Regions from separate parts of the Mus musculus genome. Here region 2 is linked to region 1. A link is a loop called in an ENCODE intact Hi-C map of the cell type or tissue named here. Cell type or tissue: heart. All regions are shown on one strand. Links, peaks and the distances in the headings refer to the core of each region. The heading gives the core; the rest is flanking DNA. Region 1 has its middle 45 kb from the start of 9130015L21Rik. Region 2 holds the start of Mafb (v-maf musculoaponeurotic fibrosarcoma oncogene family, protein B (avian)).

Evidence for each region. Peaks named below come from ENCODE experiments on the same cell type or tissue, not always from the same donor. Only the 100,000 strongest peaks of a DNase experiment are listed, where the experiment ranks them.
Region 2: it touches region 1 in a loop (11-fold over the local background); 15 of 42 quality-filtered maps call a loop at or near these places.

What each region holds. Positions count from the first base shown.
Region 1 is chr2:160,057,173-160,067,084 of GRCm38, reverse strand. No RefSeq gene overlaps it. Among named protein-coding and RNA genes, the nearest start is that of 9130015L21Rik, 45 kb to the right of the region's middle. In heart, for the core only: a CTCF peak has its summit at 4,334 (motif pointing left); no DNase peak of the experiment used is centred there.
Region 2 is chr2:160,363,298-160,373,209 of GRCm38, reverse strand. It overlaps Mafb (v-maf musculoaponeurotic fibrosarcoma oncogene family, protein B (avian)), which reads left to right and starts at 6,145. Exons shown (of 1, transcript NM_010658.3): 1 at 6,145-9,533. The coding sequence starts at 6,534. The coding sequence ends at 7,505. In heart, for the core only: a CTCF peak has its summit at 5,149 (motif pointing right); DNase peaks (open chromatin) are centred at 5,179 and 6,059; H3K4me3 peaks cover 2,500 bases; H3K27ac peaks cover 1,520 bases; H3K27me3 peaks cover 1,154 bases.

The DNA of each region.
Region 1 (9,912 bases), core at 3,304-5,803:
GCATGAAGCCAGATGAAGGAGTCTCAGTTTCTCACACTGGGGAAACCCTACTCATCTTTCAAGACCATGGACTTGACTGCTCCGTAGTCTCTACTCCCACAGAGCATGTGCTACCAGTTCACACAGAACCCAACTCCAAAACAAAACAAAACAAAACAAAACCCCACCAACTCTCTCCTTTTTGTCTGTCTTCTTCTGGGCTGGGGAGTATAGGGACAAAGGTTATTTTTAGCTCACTGTCAGTAGCTCAGAGGGAAACTGCACTATGGTAGGAATTCAGGCAACATTGGCTGACTGAGGGGAGGGGTTGTAGAAGGGGGCTTCTATCTGGACAACGGGGAGGCTCTGATTGAATGCAGGGACAGGGCTCAGGGCCTGGGGTTTGGTGACATGACACTTTGAATCTGATCTCCAAAGAGCCTTATTAAGAAAACAGTAAAGCTGAGAATTGCACCAGTGTCTCCAGCAGACTCCCAAGTCCCCACTAATGACTCCTATTATAGCTTTCCATTGCTTCCTGTTTCCCCAAGAAAGTCTCACATTGTCATCCCGGCCTGTTAAACGTTCTGTGGGCCCATTATCAAAATAGCATTTTCAGCTTCATTGAACACATGTAGGAAATGTTGTCGTGTTTAAAAGGAAAAAAAAAAAGAAAAAAAGAGCTCACAACTCTGAGAATAAGCCCAGATTGTATTGGGGTAATTATCTCTTCTCCAATAGCTTTTTGGAAAAGAGGATATTTCTAATTTTTTTTTGGAAAGCTAAGCTGTACATCGAAAAGGCTAAAGTTGTCACCGATTAGATTAGTGACTCAACAATTGAAACTTGACATTCAATTAATTTCTCCTTCCCCCACCTCCTGCTCCGTGCCTCGCAGGACAACCTTTCTTCGTAGTAATAAAGACAGATTGCACACAGGTTTCTGATGGGTGTTTGGTGCAGGGTCATTTCTGACTATGTTTCTGTGGAAGTGGAAAGCAAGCCTGCAAATTTAAGTGGTGAATGGATCCCAAACATGATACTGCGGGGGTTCAGACCAGGGTCACTCCAGATAGAAGGCGTGGCTCAGAGGAATGCATGTGCTGCAAGAGAGAGGGGACCAAAGGGACTGGAGAGGCCCAGCTGTAGAAGTGCATCTTTGGTTCATCATCAGCTGCTTAATGACCATTGTCTGAAGCTCTCAGTGTGATACCTTTAACAATACCTCTGCAGTCAGAAGGGCTAGAGGCTGAAGTCCAGCTCTGCCATTAATCAGAAGCACAGTGAGTGCATCACTACTATTTTTTGCAAGCTTTGTTATCCTCACCTGCAAATTCTGGATGGAGACATTAGCCTCATTCATTGTTAGTTTTTCCTTCCTTACCTATCCCCCCCCAACCCCCTCCTATACAATCTAGAGCAGAAGACCTGGCCTGGGTGGCTCGGGATGCTCTGACACCAGTGAAGAAGTGAGGCTATGTCATATAATGACAAACAAATGGCTTTTAGGGACACAGAGGGAGCACAAACACTGGTCAGCCTTTCAAAGCCAAGGGAGGCTTTCTAGAGGTATGCTAAGCAAGTTGCCAGGAAAGAAGGGCAGGCATTTCTTAGTGATAAGTAGAGAGGGCTTATGGCCAAAGGGCCAAATGACAAAAGTGTCATTTCAAGGGCATGTGAGGAAGTTGAAGGTAGAGAAGAAGGTTGACTTCAGTCCTAGGTTGACATCCATATTATATAATAAGGGCTACTCAGACTCCCGCGGACTTTGGATTGCCTGGATACTTTATTAAGCAGTTGTAGCTTGAACTGTGAGAGAAATGTAAACAGAAGCCTCAACAGGATACCCTCTCATATCTCTTAGTGTGGTGCCACTATCATCAAAAAGGTAAGGATAAGCAAGGCTGGCAAAGACAGGGAAAAAAAGAAACATTTGTCCACTATTGGTGCCCATGTAGGTAGGTACAACATTATAGAAAAAAATATGAAAATCTCTAAAGATGTAAAAGGCAGGACTACTATATATCCAGCAAAACCTCTGCTTGGTGTGGCCCCAATGAATATTAAGTCAGCAGCACATAAAAATATCTGATCCCACATGTTTACTGTAGCATGACTCACAATACCCAAGGTATTCAAACAGCATAAATATACATCAATAGATGAATGGGTTAAGAGAATGTAGTGTAGCTATCTGTGGATAATGCATTGTTAGTCATCCTTATAAAAGAAAGAAATCCTGTCATTTACAGCATGGAGGAGCCTAGAGGACATGCTAAATAATGCAGGCCAGATATAGAAAGACACATATAACAGGACCACCCCCCCCTTATATGTAAAATCTTAAAATAACAAACAAATGCATAGAAAAGGGGTAGAAACATGTGACTGGATAACTTGGGAGTAAAAGATGGAAGTCACTAGGTATAGCCAGTAACACAGGTCTAGAGAGCAAACAGAACACAAGGTCAGCGTAGTCACTAATACCGTAGCTCACAGGGAGGAGTTCCTCAAGGAGTAGATTTTAGGAAACCATGCAAAATGATGGAGATGCTAATTTGCACGAGTGGATATTTGTTGTCCCTGTATATGTATATCCAAATACCATGCAGTAGACCCTAAACATATGAAAGCAGGTATCCTGGAACAGGACCCAGCTAGTCTGGTTTCCAGCAACTCTTGAGAACAGAAGGTAATCAGAAAAATAATGGAGACATAGGATTACAGGAGGCAGAATGAATGCAAAGTAACAGCTTAGACTATGTCTTCCCTGGGTTGGGGTTGAGTCTTAAGCCTCAGAATATTGGGTCCTCCTATCCAGAATGGACTGAAAGTGTAGAAGCTGGGGAAAGAAAAGCCAAGAAGTGGCTTTAACTTTAACCCTGATCAAAGATGCTGTTGACTGGAGCACTGGGCAAAGATGAGGGGAGAAACCACCAGCCTGATAGTGTGCTTAAGCTGTGGAGGATGGCACCTGTTTTGTGAGATAACCAGAGCTTGTGCTTGGAATCACCTTTGTCTTTGGTGTGGTCACGGATGGGAAACTGTGGACAACCCGCAATTAAAGATATGGATGGAAGAAAATGTTAGGAAACATATCAGGCAGTGGAGGTATCAGAGATAAAGTTGAGCCTGGTCTCATGGTTGGCCAAAGCTACAAGACAGAATTTATCTTTCAGACACTGTAACATGGCTGCTTCTTAGGAGTACTCAGGTCATCCAATGGCAGCCTCTCTAACCCAGATCCAGCCTCTCATTCAAGAACAGTTCATGTTAGAGAACATTTTGCTTTCTCACTGACTTTGGGAAAGTTGCCTTATATCCCCAAGCCTCGGTCTTCCCCTCTGATAAATGCCAAGGTGGACATTTCCTGGATAAATGAGAGTGGACACTATTGCATTTCCTTCAGGGTAGATATCCAGTGGGTTCCAGAGAAGCCAGGGCCCTTTTCATTTAGAGGAGGAGGCTCTTTGGTTGGTTGGAGTTAGTCATATTGTTCTTACGGGGGAACCATACTAATTAGAAGAATCCACTAGAGGTTTCTGGCAAGGAGTAGCATGAGCAGCAGAGAAGCTTAAAAGCAAAATGAGCAGTGTTCTGGGTGGATGTCTGTGTCGTTGTGTGGTTTGCGTGAAGTCACAGTGAATAATAATTGGCTCCTTCATGTTTTCCAGCCTGGATGACAACCAAGAAGGTGGGAACAACCACTCAATATCAGAGGCAGCCCACAAACTTGTGCCACAGACTCTAAAACAAGCACGAGCTCACACTGAGCCCTGACAAGTGTCCCCATCAGCTGGTAGTGATGATCACTAGCTTGCTAGAGTGTAGTAGGGAGAGGGGGAGAGGCCAGACAGAGACATGTAGTCCTGGGTCCTATATGGCCTCAGAGGTTGTATGCAGGAATGGGTCTGATTTTTGTAAGCACAGTGGGAGCTCACTGAAGAGTACAAATAAGGATATTCTATGATCAGCTCTATAAGCAGGCAGCGGAATGAAGAATGGAAAAAAATGAGATAATCCATGCCAAGGGCTTTCCTCAGACCTGGGCTATAGTAAATGCTCAGGAAACACTATCTAGTTGATGTCATGGATCTGACAGCTGCCAGGTATTAGCTCAGCCAATGGGCCTTAGGTACTTCCTTCTAACAAAGGGATGGAGGTGTGCCAAACCTGCCTTAGCCTGGCAACTTTTCATAAGCCAGCACTGGGTACTTAAAAGTGTAGCTCAGTCAGGCTTGACATAGAAGCAAACAGACCCTTCTAAGACAAAGGATCAGGCACTTTGTTCCTGAGTGGTGAAGTTGAGGTTGGGAAGGTATAGTTGGGAGGAAGTCCCAGCAGGGAGGCTGTGCCCTCTAGTGGGGTAGGGAAGAGGAGATGTTATTTATTGGTTTTGCCCCAGAGACCTCAGTTCACAGCACTTCTGCTGTCCTGGGCAACTTTAACATCCACGTGTCAGGATTTCTGCTGGGTGCGTCTAAAGTGTGAGCACATAGAGAGTATGAAGCATGGGATATCTAGGCACTAACGAGGAGGGATACTAAAAGGGTTGCAGTCTCCTTAGTGGATTAGAGGCTCCAGTGGGGGAAAAATAGCTGATCCTATGCTGTGATGCTGACAATATCTGTCTCATCTTGCTCCAGCAATATAAACAGAAGACAGTCTTCAGTTGATACCCAAACCCCAGGACAGTACCATAAGCTTCTTGCTGCTCTGTTTATCCTCAAAACTGACTGGTCCCATGTCTCACACAGTCAGGGATTCTTCCTCTGACATGCTCTGTAGTTGTTTGATACAGCTGTTGAGAGAATTAAGCTTAAGAATGTTTGGGCCTGGCTCAGACCAGTGTGCAGATTAATGACCCTTTGAAAAGATGATGTATGTGGAACACTTTTGCAGTACGCCTGGTATATAAAGGGTACTCAGCAAACTCCCAGGAGAGGTAAGCTGTTATGTATCAATGTCAATGAAACAAGAATAGTGATCTTGAGTGTTTAGTAGAGCCCACGAGGATCGTGTGAAAGGCAGGCTCCTGCTGTATCCTCTCTTCACATTCTGATTCAGTACATCATAAGTGGGAATATGGTCAGCAATGTTTTAATACCTTCTAAGTGATTCTGATATAGGCGCTCCCTTTGGATTAATTTTCAAAAGTACGTGGGACGAGTGGGTAGGCTACGTGGTGCAGAGAGCTCGACAACCTGGGCTAAGATAACTCGTGCTGAAAAAATGATCAAGCATGAGAGGCCTAAGTCTGGACCATGAAGTAGGGGTTACAGAGAAGAGCAGAGCGGTTTCGGGAGTGGAAACAGCTTTGTGTGGAGCTGATGGTATTAGAGAGAAGGACATTATATGTTTCTGATATTCCATGCCTTCATAGCAGGGACTGGTTCATGTCCCCATACATTACATGAAACAGTTCCTTCCTCTGCTCTAAGAAGCTTTAACGTCCAGACCATCTGTAACCTCCTTTGAGAATCCCACTATCTACTCACTTGTGTGACTTAGTTGCTCTACAATCCCCACAATGATGATTTCCTTCATTAGTTCAGTGACCAAGGGCTAGAGTAAATGAGGCACGTCGTCAGGGACAGTGAAGGAAAGGATTTTTTGTTTGTTTGTTTTTTGTTTTGTTTTGTTTTCAGAATAACTAGCAGACAAATCAATGTTAAGGATGTTTCTTAAAGAGGGAGAAAGGATGGGGTGGGGAGAGAAAGGAAGGGAGATGGAGAGGCAAGTCAGTAGAAAGAATGAAAGGGCAGATTGATATCATCAGCCTTTACTTCATTTATGACTACATTGCATGCTTTATTCTCACAAAACAGAGCAACCACTGTTCAAAAAAGCAAGAAGATTGAAATCTGGATGTGAAGAAAACTGACAAAGGCCACATTACCCATGTAAGCAACACCTGAGATTTGAATCCAACTCTTTTGGATTGGTACTGTGTCTCCCACACTGAGTATCACACAATGAAGGGTGTGTGTGTGTGTGTGTGTGTGTGTTCACCATGCAGTCATGCCAGATACACTTGTGTTTTGTAACATTGAGCCCTTTAGGGCCATGATCTTTTCCATACCAAGCTCTTAAGAACATACTAACCTTCCTGTTTAATTTCATTCCTAAGATCAGACCTCTCTATTAGCCTATCCAAAATTAACTTGTTCTAGAACCCAAGGAGATTTATTTCCAGTGGCTATTCCATTAGAAAATCTTGATATCCTGGCTATCCCACCAAGGGAAATAAATTGAAAAGGAAAGAAAAGAAAAAGACAACTATAGTATTGAATAGTGTTTCTCTAAACCCAGATTGTGGAAAAAGTAGATATGAAGAAGTAGGCAAGCTGTATTTGTAGGGAGAATGAATAGGAATAACAAAATGAGTATGATAGTACTTGCTAGTTTTTGAGTACTTCCCATTAGTTAAGGACTTAGGACAGTAATAACACATTACTTCCTTTCCCCTTCACAGCAGCTTTGTGTTGTTTACAGATGAAGAGGCCAAGGCATAGGAAGCTAAGAACCTTGTTTCAGAAACTTAGCCAATTAGAGCTGGTTAAAAGTGAGGAGTAAGACCCTGGGTGGTTCCTGAGTCTTCATCACGTGACCACAGCACCTGCAGGGTCTGAAGGAGCTGGCCCCTTCACGTGACATAGAGCTGCGGTCATTTCCCTTCTACTGCTGCTGCTTAAAGGTTGGGGGCTCATGGGCTGAGATAAAGACTCTGATTCTGGCACCACTACAGTTTATTTGGAAATTACTCACCATTTCTCTTCAGCAGTGGCCACACCCTTTCTTACTGTCAGGAATGAAGAGTCCACATCTGGACGCTAGGAGAGGAAGTTGCTTCACACAGGACATGAGTGGGCAGTAGTTCTTGGGGGACCCAGGGATCAGTAATTGAGGGATCCCATCCTTCCGTTTCTTCTCTTCTGCCTTCATGATTTGATAATAGGTAAAGGAAAGGGTGTTGGGTGTACCCCCTGAGAGGAGCCTAATGGGCTCTCTCGTGAATGGTGGATTCACCAGTGGCTTTGAGGAACACCCAGTTTAAATAGCAGCAAACACAGTCTAGGGCGATCGAGGAAGTATATTTATTTGACTCGATGTTGAGTCTCCACCAGGATCGTGTGACTTAGCATCAGTGATGGGGACCAATGAAGAAGCAATCAGCTGGCAACAAGAAGGCCGATGTGTTCTCCTGAAATAAATGGCCAGCTCAGTACGAATCTTTCTCATACCTCAACTCCTCCAGCTTTTTCTTGTTGGCTTGTAGCAAGTGCTGAATCAACTGGGTTTCATATAGACCTCTATGGAAAGCCAAAAGAACAAAAACATATTATGAAGCCGAAGAGACATATTTCTTCTAGAACCTTAGATTTTTAAAAAAGATATATATTCAGGGCAAGACCTTGGTTAGAATGTTTAGGAAAACATCAACAGACTTACTTGTGGTTCAAAATGAAGGCCAGTTTACTGAATGGCATGGGGATCTCAGACTTACTGTGTAGTTTTCTGTATTAGAAGGGTGTGCATGACAGTTGACTTTCTTCTGGCCGGAACAAACACACAGAACTCTAGGCAGGCTGCTGTAAAAATGGATGGTGACTCCTATAGATAGATCCATAATACCTGAGAAGACTCACATCGAGGTCATCTCTAAGAACCTTGTTAGAGATGCAGACTCTTGGACCCCAGCTAGGACATTTTGAATAGGCATCTGCATTTTAACAAGCTGTCCAGGTGCTCTGTATGCACATGGTAATTTGAGACATGCTGATGCAGATGTCTTTTGCTTTCCCCATCTCTCAGGTTTGAATGAAAGTTTCCATCTAAAATTAAGTTACAGACCTCTCAGGGAACCACCCGGCCTGGACATTTCAGAACTTTGGTGCTGATCTCACTGCTTGTCAAAGGACTGGCAGAGGGAGAGGAACGGCCGGCCGCCATTGCCGTGACTGTGACTCTTGATCCTCTTATTTGCGACATTAGAAATTGTTGATCAGATGCGTCTTGGGCAGGAGGAGGATTTGCATCAGAGGTAAGCAGAGGTAGCTTCACCCTGGGACTGTGGCTTAGCCACATCTTGTTAACACTGCTGACAGAGCACTCTTGCTTTGTGAAGCGCTGCTGCTGTGGACTCGGAATCTGAGTTTCCTCTTCACCCTTCCATGGATCATGAAAGGAGACAGAGAGAAAAGAGAATTGGCTTTTGATGTGGTGGGGTCTAGATAGTCTGATAAGGAAGGGAGATTAAAGGGCAGAGTCTAAATGCCAGAGACCTAAGAGTAGTGAAGAGGTTGAGAGGGAAATATTTATCTTAGGGAGGTGCTGGGTAACAAGGCATGGAGAGTCTTCCCTCTGGGATTAAAGGGTGTTAAGTGCCTAAAACCCATGTTAGGTTGGGTTTCTGTGATCTGGTCTAATTATGAGCAAACACGTGCAATTGCCCATGCCCTGAGCTCTTCCACGAGAAGGAATATGACTGCTTTCTTCTAGCACCTTCTCTCGTCTGTTGGAGCAATGCCAAGTCCCAGCCATGGATCCTGACTTCCATAGAATCCATCCAGAAGTTTTCAATCTGTAGATCTGTATTGGAATTCTTTATTCCCAAAAGGTATTTTCAAGTCCTGGTCTCCAGCATCTAGAAATGGAACTTTATTAGGAAGCAGGGTTTTTACTGGTATAATCAAGTTTGGAGGAAGTCAAGGGGTGAACTCTCTAACCCAGTGACTGTTGTCCTTATTGAGAGAAGGTCATGTGACAGTGGAACTAGGAACAAGAGTGATACAACTACAACTGAAGAAATACCTAGGACTGGTGGTCCTCATCAGAAATTACAGGAAGGCATAGAATGCTTGATGTTGGACCTATTGCTCTTGGGACACTTTTCCTTCTACTGGGGTGCCTCACCTGGCCTTGATGTGAAGGTTGGTGTCCATCCAGTCTTATGGTCTCTCATCGTGTTGCATTCAGCGGATGCTCATGGGAGGCCTGCTCTTAATCGTGGGGGGGGGGGGAAGGGGGAAGTGGAAGGAACTTGGGGAGGAGTGAGGGGAGAGAAAGCTTTGGTCAGATGTATTATATGAGAGACAAATAAATAAAAATTAAAAAAAATTACATCTCCGCCATTTCACATCTGAGCAAAGGATCTTCCAAGATCAAACAAAGCTACATCTTCGGAGGGGTGTCATCACCGAGGAACCTGCAGTCAGTCCAGTGTGTAGACTGTGGAGTAATTGTGATGTGTGACCCTAACCACACCAGTCCTTGGGGCCATTCTCTCTGCCTATCAGTCTGCACAGCCAACCTTGCCTGGGCCACCTCACAAGGCTCCTTGCAACTGAGTTTTGAAGGAGCTCCATTCTTGAAGGCCTTGGGTTCTCCTCAGCTAGCCAGAGGAAAAAGTTACTTTTGGTTTTCCAGCAATTTCCCCTATTCATGATTTTGCAATTGCAGAAGGCAGCCTGCTGTGCATTTGCATAGCCGCTTCACCCCTTCTCCTTCAGGCTCTGTAGGCCACTGTGCACCCTCTACTCAGGACTCAGAGAGCCGCTGCCCCCCTCCACAACCCCCCCCCCCAGATGCCTCCTGTGGCTCCTACACCCTCCCCAGGAGATCACCCTTAGCTCTCTCCAGAGCTGTGCTTCATTGGCTGCTGGGCAAAACTCAGTCTTGCTGTAAATTCAGTGGCTGCCTGCGTGTGTGTAATTGGGTTGGATTTACATTAAGAGGGTTCCCTGTGGTGAAAACCACACTGCTATTTCCAATCCGAAGCTGCATAAAACATTCAATTTTCTAAGTATCTGTCAGCTGTTAGTGCTGTGAGAAATGCAGTCCACCGGGATGGATGCGAGGCTCCCCTCAGTTCCTTAACCACCACCACCTCCGGATTATTTGTGCTAACAGAGGGGATAATATGATATGGTG
Region 2 (9,912 bases), core at 3,972-6,471, 310 kb before region 1:
TCTTAAAATGAAAAAAAAAAAAAAAAGGAGGAAAAAGCTAGTGGCCACAGCAGCAACTGTCTGACCCGAGGCTAGCTTCATCACTGGTTAACATCAGCATCATTTTATAAGCCTTTTGTAATGGAAGGGTGCTGTTCACTTCCTAAGTAGCTAGAAATTGGCTCCCCAGTAGGAAGAATATCCAGGCAAAGAAGGGAAAATCAAGAACGTCCATGCATTAGGGGAACCAAATCACCCCCATTCCTTGGGTCATTTTAGGGTTACTGGAAGGAAGGATTGAGGCTTGATTCAGGAATGAGTGCTAGGAATAGGGGAGAGGAAGTTACTGGGATAGGCAGGAGAGGTCTGAGCAATTCTCTGAGTCTGCCCAGTTCTTTCCTTCCTTCCTTCCATCTTTCCTTCCTTCCTTCCATCTTTCCTTCCTTCCTTCCATCTTTCTTTCCTTCCTTCCTTCCATCTTTCCTTCCTTCCTTCCTTCACCCACCCACTCATTCATTCACTCATTCTATAACAGTGGTTGGATCCCTCCTGCTATGGGTCTTATGCTGGCTGCTGGGGACACAGAAACTCAAGGTCACCCCAGGTTGTTTCTTCAATTGTGTTTCAATCATCTGTGTGGATCAATAATCACTGTTTATATTGCATTTTCTCAAGTGAAAGTCATTTACTGTCTGACACTATTGTATGTGGTTTTCCAAGAATGCTAAGGACCTCTTCACCCAACTACAACTTAAATCCTCCTAAGGCCTGGGAAGATCCACATCCTACCTTTTCTAACTCCTTCAGAGGCAAGCAACTAAGTCATTCTGGGTAGAGGGTAGTGTCATGTGCAAAGGCCCTGTGGCCTGGAGCATTTGTGTGTGTGTGTGTGTGTGTGTGTGTGTGTGTGTGTGTGTGTGTGTGTCTATGAGATGGGGGATAAATACAATTCAAGTCAGGGTGGAAGAAATCACATTCTGCTCCTTTGGGGGGAATGGAGAGGAGGAGACAGAACAATCAGTTTCATAGGCCAAGATTAACTAGCTCTATTGCTTTATGGGAAAGCAAAACACAACCAATCAGTCCATAGCCAAAGCCACTGTTGTCTTTTAAGCTATGGATGAGGGGAGGTACCAGATGGAGAACCAGAGAGCCTTTGGGGGTGGAGGAAGAAGGTTCTGTTGAGGCTGAGAGGTAAACCAGGATGTGGGCTTGGATTCTTTAATGGTGGCTTTGGGTCAAGGTCTCCCCCTTCTTATCTTTCTTAGTTCCCCGACTTTCTTTTCCCCTCCTTCCCCCTTTCCTTCTGTCTTCCAAAGCCCCCCTTCTTATTCTCTCTCTCTCTCCTTTTTGTCTCTCAGATATTTAAGAGAGATTAATTCCTACTAAAGATCAAACTCAGGACGCAGGCAGGACTGTCAAAGTCAGGGTTGAGATCCAGAGTCAACTTCAGTGGTCTGGAGGTCAAGGGTAAGGGACAGGAGTGAAGACTGCAAGTCTTCACTCCTGTGGCTTCCCACTTTGCTTTGATTTCTTACTGGTCCCACACAATCAGGGTAGAGAAGGGACCCAGGGGTGTTTGTGACATCCACAACAAGGCAGTAAAGCACTTCCCTTAGAATCCGGAAGAGGTTCAGCGTTAACAAGATCAGTCAGTAGTCTTACAGAGAGTTGGAAATTCCAACTTTTTGGAGCCAGAAGTGTACAGACACCTGGGTCCATGGGTCACTGCTCATTCAAGGTAGAAAAACCCTTCCCCCCACTGCACAGGACTGATGTCAGAAGTTCTGCTTTATCACCTCTGTGCACATTTAAATGAAGCACTTAACCTCTATGAGCCTCCCCTATGCCTTTGGGTGAGCTTGGCCATCTCAGGGCCCTTTATGAATGTGAAACTCGTAGGACAATTGCCAGCCAATCTATGCAAAGTAGGAATAATGATAGCTGCTGCCTATGAGAGATGTGAGTATCAGAATCCAATGGCAATGTGAATAATAGACCTTTCAAATTCTCTTTGAGGCTGTACTACTCAGTGGTTATGGAATGTGAGCCTGGTGTGAATTTTAAAATGATCTCTCTGACACACTAAAACAAAGCAAAAAGAAGTGCACTTTGCTGCTGTAGAACAAATCCAGGCTTCTTGGCTGTGCGCTGGAGGGGTTCTCCATCCCCGCTGGGCAGATAGATGGTGTTACTGTGGTTGCTACAGGGCCAGAGGTACCAGGATCTAGAATAGCACCAGCCCTTTTTGGAAGTGCTGCTTTGGATTTTGATGGAGGTTGTGCGAGGAGGGACTAAGTGGAAGTGATAGCTACTGTGGAGAGGGAGGAAGAAGGAGGGCAGGACGCCCTAGCCAACCACGCATTTGGAAGCCAGACTTCCAGAGGTTTTCAGGCAACGCAGGGAATCTTCTCTAGGGGTCTTGTGAAGATAGCGCAGACCTCAGGGCTACACGAGAAGTCTGGGCAACAAAATGTCCAAAGGCAGGCTTTTGAGGTTTTTCTTGTTTTTCTTTCCAAACGCTACTCCCTCCCCAGTAAAACGCAGGCCCTGGGGCCCTGAAGTCCAAGGGTTTCTGCTTGGTGACTTCCGACAGCCCCTGTTATGTAAGGGGCTGCAAGTCTCCAACTTCTACATGCAGAAAGATGTGGTCACTCACCCAGTACACACACACACCACGTACACACGCACGCGCCTCCTATGTGCCATAAATCTCACTCCTACACTCGCAGAGCAGATCCGCCTACTTGCTCACAAAGCACCTGCAGCCCTCCGGGAAACCGGGAAGAGCCACGCACCTCAGCGCAGGTGCCAGGGCGCCGCCCTAGTCCGAAAGCGCAGGCTGAAAGGCGCGCCGCTGGGTATTTATCAAATTACCCTGATGGCATGGCAGAGATGTCACGAAGAAGGCAGTGTCGAGAGAACCTCATACTTGCTCTTTTGGAGAGTAACTTTTGCTCCTAAAATAAGAGTACCTCAAGGCCAAGTATCTAGGACCCTTCCGAGTCCTTCCATCACTGCGATGTAGTTAAAGGATGATGCAGCAGGGCTTGCTTTGGAGAAAAAAAAATCCTCAAGTATGTATTTAGGCGCTAGGTAGGAACTGTTGGGTACAGGGGCTCTGGCCACTGGCAATCCCGGCTTTCCTTCGGTGCCTGGGCCTCCTGCCTCTTTCCCCTTGCTTCTCCACTTCTTTCAACAACCCATCGAGGTCTTATTGCGCGTTGGGCTCCGAGTTAAAATGCGTCCCTGAACCCTCTCCACCTCCCCTGCCTTTCAGGGTTGGGGGGACCAGTCCTTTGTCCTGTCCTGCTGTGATACCATGGACTGGGAGGAATCCTCACGCGAATACTGAGTCTGCAGTGGCAGCCTGGAGAGAGAAAGGTCATTAGCCCAGGAGTTCCAAAACCATGCAGCAGAGCGCATAGGAATTAGAATGGGGGAGGCTGGACCATTGAAATGGGATAGGCTGCGAGCAAAGGCCTTCAATTGGGGCAACCCTCCTGTTTCACTCTTGCGCCCACCGGAGTGTGGTGTTCTCTCTCTCTCTCTCTCTCTCTCTCTCTCTCTCTCTCTCTCTCTCTGGAAGGAGGGGCTACTCCAGGACGGAAACGGGTTGGGGGGTGGGAAAGTGAACCTAGGAGACGCTGAGATAGCTCATCTAAAGCTCAGAGGAAGAGAGTGGTTACAACAGAGATAGTCACGGGGACAAAGAGGAGAAAAACGGCCGGGACAAAGGCCGAGTCCCCCAAGCCTGAGAGAGTAGCGCTTCTTCTGGAGTTTTACAATTACTGGTCTGGGGCCACAAGAGTCCTCTTCAAGGGCCACATTCTTGAGAAGTGGGGTTTGAGCCCTCCGTGATGACAGAGACACGCGGGAGCAAGCCCTGCTCTGCTGCCCTCCCCGGTGTTCCCAGGAGGGTTTGCAGTGAGGCGCGTACTCGGGAAGCGCTGCGTCTCGGATGACTGGGGGTGGGGGGAGTGGGGCGAGGTTAAAGCTGGAGCCCCATGAGTGTTAAGAGAGTATGCGTGTGGTGGTCGAGCCTGAAACCCCGGTTTGCAGAGACCCGGAACTCTAAACCTGATGGTCTCAACGTCCCCTGGCTGAGCCGAGGTCCGAGAGCGCGCTCTCCTCGCAGGACCGCAGCTGCGACTCTTAGGCGAGAGTCTGTGTCCTCATCGCCCATCTCATCTGTGGGAGGTTCAGCCTAACCGCCCTGGCTCTCTACCTAGGCAGTCGAATCATTTCTGCCGAGAGCGCACTTCTCCAAAGGGCTCGAGATTTCCCCAGCAGTTCACTGATCTAAACCTTTTAGGTGAAGTTTTAGTTAAAATACACCCATTTGGTTAAAATTAGGCTCCTGTGACCAGTCTCTACCCCGCCTTCCCTAAGGATTTAAGAAGGGGGGAAAGGCTTTTCTTATTGATTGGAAGCAAATTTTTCTTTCTGTTAAAAGGGGGGAAAAGGTCTGGTCTGGTTGTCAATGCTGCGGGTCACTAGCCCCCCGTGCGCGGTGTTGGAGGGCAGGTCCTGTGCAGCCAGCAGCTAGGACACACTCACCCAGCGCGCTTTCTGACGCTCATCTTTCCGCGTCCTGAGCTGGGAAGCAAAAAGCGACGTGGGAGCCGGGTCGGATCTCCGGATCCAGCGAATTCGACATCTATTCACTTTTGGGGTCGGGGTCGGGGTCTGAGGAAAGTCCCACATTTCCTGCCCTTCTGGCCCAGGGCAGGGAGTCTCTGTCGGCGCCCAACAGCCCTGTCTGAAAGCCCAGTGTTCTGCCTTCCTCCTCCCGTCTGCGTTCCGGAGAAGTTTCTCATCCGGTAGCCCTGAACCTTCGTCACCTGGCGTTTTCAGTTTAGAATACTGATCTTCCCAGCTCAGGACCTTTCCTGAGAGGAGTAGCCCACAAGCACACCTGGAAGGCTTGCATATGGAATTTCAGAAAAGGTGAGCAGAGAGGGTTAGTGGTTGAGTCCAAAGATGGGGTCGGAGGGCCTGTGCATAGTTCCAGAGGAGTCTGCCCTGGCTTTCAGGCCGCACACAGCCTGCGTTCAGGCCTGGCTTGGCCGGATCAGTTAGCTGGACCTGCACGGGTCCGAGACGCCATCCAAGCCTTCCCTCCCGCAAAGAACAAACCGGTTCAGGGCGCCGTTGCGCACCGTGGCCACTTGGGGTCGCACTTTATGCCTGTTTGAATCTCCTTGCAGCCGTCAGAAGCTTGGATCAGCTTAATCCTTACAAAACGTTCAGACAAAAACAGGGCCGGGTTCCCCAGCATCCCAGAGCCACTGAGTGCACAGACCGGTGTTGGTCTCGGCTCTGAGCCTCGGAGTTGTAAGGTTTCCACACGACTGGCAAGTGAAAGGTATTCAGAGCCTTTGGGCCAACTCTGTTTGTTTGTTTATCTTCTTTGGGAGCGTTTGGGGGTGTGTGTGGGGGGGTGGCGAATGCACGGAGCTGCGAGACCACTGGAGCTCTGTCTTCTGAGCTCAATCACTGAACCGGCTAAGAGAGGAACAGCGTCTCTTGGCCCGAGGAACCTTCCTAGAGGTTAAGAGTTAGATCTGAACAGAACTCTTGGAGCCCCAACCCCGCCCTCCCCCACCGCATACATTAGCGCAGACAGAGCTACCGAAACACAGGCACGCACCACACACATTCACTCGGCCCGCGGCGCCGAGGACACACGGAGCGTCGCCCACTGGGCGGGGGCCGCTTGGGAACAAAGGGCCAGGGAAGCGACATCCCGGGCGCTTATTCTGAGCCTACTTGGGGGTGACACGGGCCGAGGGTGGGAGTGTAAAGAGTATGTAGGGAGGCGTGAGTGCAGACAGCGGGGTGGGAACGGCGGCTTGGTCCAGAAGTGGGGCGCGCACTGAAGGCAAGCGTGCGGGAACCTCGACTCAGAGGGTGTTGGGGGTTGGGACCAGGCGGTCCGTCCCACTCGGCTCCAGCCCTCCTCCAGGCCTCAACGGCTTCGGGGCTCCTCCGGTCTCCAGTCAGCTGACGCGGGGGGGCGGGGGAGCTGTCAGGCACGCCCCGCCCAGCGTCGCTGGGCCGCGGGGGCCGTGCAGCCATTGGCCAACACGCCGGGCCGCTTGGGCCCCCGCGCTCCAGTGACATCAGGAAGCGATAAAAGGCGGCGGCGGCGCCAGCTCCTGCACAGCTGCACCGCCGGGCTGCGAGCGGCTGCAAGCAAGAAAGCCCTAGAGCCAAAGAGTCGGAGAGCGAGCGGCGGGCGCTTGCCCCGCGCCTCCCCTCTGCCCCTGCGCGCACCTCGCCGGCTTCTCTACCCTGCCCCGGCTCGACCTGACTCGTTCCCGGCGCGCTCGCAGCCCCAAGCTCCGGGGCAGCTCAGGCAGCCTCGGGAGGACTCTCCGGCGCGCCGCCGCGTCCCCAGACAAAGGCTTGGCCGGCGGCCCCGGCCCGCTGCGCCCTCGGCTCCCCGCCTCCCCGGCTTGCCGCTCTTCGCCCCCGCGTTTGGCTCGGCGCGTCCCGGCCGGCCGCAAAGTTTTCCCCGCGGCAGCGGCGGCTGAGCCTCGCTTTTAGCGATGGCCGCGGAGCTGAGCATGGGGCAAGAGCTGCCCACCAGCCCGCTGGCCATGGAGTACGTCAACGACTTCGACCTTCTCAAGTTCGACGTGAAGAAGGAGCCCCTGGGGCGCGCGGAGCGTCCGGGCCGGCCATGCACACGCCTGCAGCCTGCTGGCTCGGTGTCGTCCACCCCGCTCAGCACTCCGTGCAGCTCCGTGCCTTCTTCTCCCAGCTTCAGTCCGACTGAACCGAAGACCCATCTCGAGGACCTGTACTGGATGGCGAGCAACTACCAGCAGATGAACCCCGAGGCACTCAACCTGACGCCCGAGGACGCGGTGGAGGCGCTCATCGGTTCGCACCCAGTGCCCCAGCCGCTGCAGAGCTTCGACGGCTTCCGTAGTGCGCACCACCATCACCACCACCACCACCCTCATCCGCACCACGGGTACCCAGGAGCAGGTGTGACTCACGATGACCTGGGCCAGCACGCTCACCCGCACCATCACCATCATCACCAAGCGTCGCCCCCGCCGTCCAGCGCTGCCAGTCCCGCGCAACAGCTACCCACTAGCCACCCGGGGCCGGGACCGCACGCAACAGCCGCGGCGACGGCTGCGGGCGGCAACGGTAGTGTGGAGGACCGCTTCTCTGATGACCAGCTGGTGTCCATGTCGGTGCGTGAGCTGAACCGCCACCTGCGGGGCTTCACCAAGGACGAGGTGATCCGCCTGAAGCAGAAGCGGCGGACCCTGAAGAACCGGGGCTACGCCCAGTCGTGCAGGTATAAACGCGTCCAGCAGAAACATCACCTGGAGAACGAGAAGACGCAGCTCATTCAGCAGGTGGAGCAGCTTAAGCAGGAGGTGTCCCGGCTGGCCCGCGAGAGAGACGCCTACAAGGTCAAGTGCGAGAAACTCGCCAACTCCGGCTTCAGGGAGGCGGGCTCCACCAGCGACAGCCCCTCCTCTCCTGAGTTCTTTCTGTGAGTCCTGGCGGGTCCGGCCCCCGCCCTTGCCCTGGCCCAGACTCCCTATTCTGCGCCCCTAGCCCTGGACTCCCTGTCCCTGCCATGGCCCCGGCCTTGACCTGTTTGACTTGAGCTAGAGGGAGGAAGGACGCGCGGGTCGCGGGAGTCAGGCGGGAGCACGGGCGGGCAGAGAACCTTGGCTAAGAAGAGGGCAGCTCAGGGCGGCGCAGCCTCTTAGACTTGGGCAGAGTTAGAGAAACCCGGGCGGGTGCGAGGTCCGGGAGTAACTTTTCTCCAAGCTGGAAGGCCGCGAGGCTTATTCCAAGGAGTCGCCAAGGCCGTCTGGACACTTCTGGCTCTGAGAACTTTGTGAGTGCCAGGGCCGCCGCTTTGCAGCCCAGGACTCAGTTCGTCCCAGGAAGAGCAGAGGAGAGGAGAGGGACTCTGGAGTCCCCGTGGGCACGAGGCAAGGCTGAGCTAAGGAAGGAAAAACAGACAGATCTGTCTGTCCAGAGTACGGAGAACACTGGCTCTCAGCCGGAGACGCGGGCCTCAGTTAGGACTTTCGGCGCGCGAAGGAAAAAAAAAATCTCATCAGTTTTAATGCCTGCTCGATTATATAGAAAAATACGAAAATCTGCATTAAAAATATTAATCCTGCATGCTGGACATGTATGGTAATAATTTCTATTTTGTACCATTTTCTTGTTTAACTTTAGCATGTTGTTGATCATGAATCATAACCCCCTTGTTTCTTTGGGTGAGAAGGGATGCAGTTCCCAAACTCCTGCGGCTGCGAGCGAGCGAGCAGAGTTTCAGTCGCCGGCCGGCTTGTAGATTACCCGCCCCGGCCAAACCATCTTGAGAAGGTAGCAGCAAGCTGAGTCTTTGTTTGGGTTTATTATTATGCCATTTTTGTTTGTAAGTAAAAATAAAAGAAAGAAAAAACCCACCAAGCCCAACTTTGTCCGGGGAATCCTTGGGATTATCTCTTCGCCCCCCTCGTCCTTCCCACTTCAGTTTTAAGTTTTGTTGAGGGAAAGCTAAGGGAGAGACAGATGCCGAGATCCACATCGTGCAGGAGTGTGTCCTTTATTATTGTTGGGTCTTGGGGCCAAATTGACATACACACACCCACGACTGCTCCTCTACACACACACACACACACACACACACACACACACACACACACACACACACACACACACACGAAGAAAACAAGACAGGCTTTGCGTCCTAAGAAGTCAACCCAGGGCTGGTTTGGAATCCTCTAGAAGAGCGCTAACTGCAAACTCCCTCCCCCCAGGGCTTAGGGTGAAAAGATTTCTTCCACCTCTTGCTACGTGTGATGATCTGAGCTCCCATTGAGCCAAACAGCCATTCTTAGAATGTACTAGAAACCCACACATTGGCAACTAACGCTGCAACTCTCAAGTGTGTCCTTTAGACCAGTGCATTATATGTTTCTCTGCTGTCTGGAGAGCAGGGAGACTTAATGGTGGTGTTCAAGTCCCTTCCGTTGTACAGTAGTTATAGGGGAGGTCTAGGTGTTTTTCTTTACTGTTACTTTCATTTCTGCGGGTCAGTAAGAGGATTCGGTTGCACTGACAATAAAAAAAAAATACCAAAATGAAAGCGGACTTTTTAAAAATCCCCACCTGAATTTGCTGGCACTGCTGGCTGGATGCTTTTTTGTTTGTTTGTTTTGAGTTTGTATTAGTTGATACAATTTACAGTAAATAACAAGATTGTATGAACCGCATGGTGCTTGCAGTTTTAAATATTGTGGATATTCGTCCTGCATCGGAAACGAGCTTTGGTTTTTACTGATTCAACTGTGTTGAAATCAAACTTGCCGCAACGCAACAGAAATTGTTTTTAATTTCATGTAAAATAAGGGATCAATTTCAACCCCCTGCTTATGATATGAAAATATTAAAATCTAGTCTTATTGTAGTTTTAATTCAGACTGGTTTCTGTTTTTTGGTTATTAAAATGGTTTCCTATTTTGCTTATTAAAACCATGTAGATGGTGTTTATTTAGAGGACTCCGTGTCTGCATGACTTTAACTCTCTTGTTTCAAGAGTTGGACATCAAGTTTGGGACATTCTCTGGCAATGAATTCCAAACTCAGGGTGGGCAGATAACTCTCTCCAGGGTATGACTGTGTGTGCTATATGTGAACCTCAAATGTATTCTCTGTTTTCCACCCTAGGTTCAAACCCCAGTCAAGAGTCCATCTGTACGCTGAGAGGGTGCATATCTGAAAGGGACACTCTACAGCGCTTTTGCATTCTGGCTTGGAGATCAGGACTGGGCTGCTAGTTTGCCTGCTGCTGAGGTAGTGGCAGAGGCCAGGAACCAAGAGTTGCAACCTGGACCGAGGAAGCCAGGTCTTTTTTGGAGCCCAGGGCCAGCTAAGCTG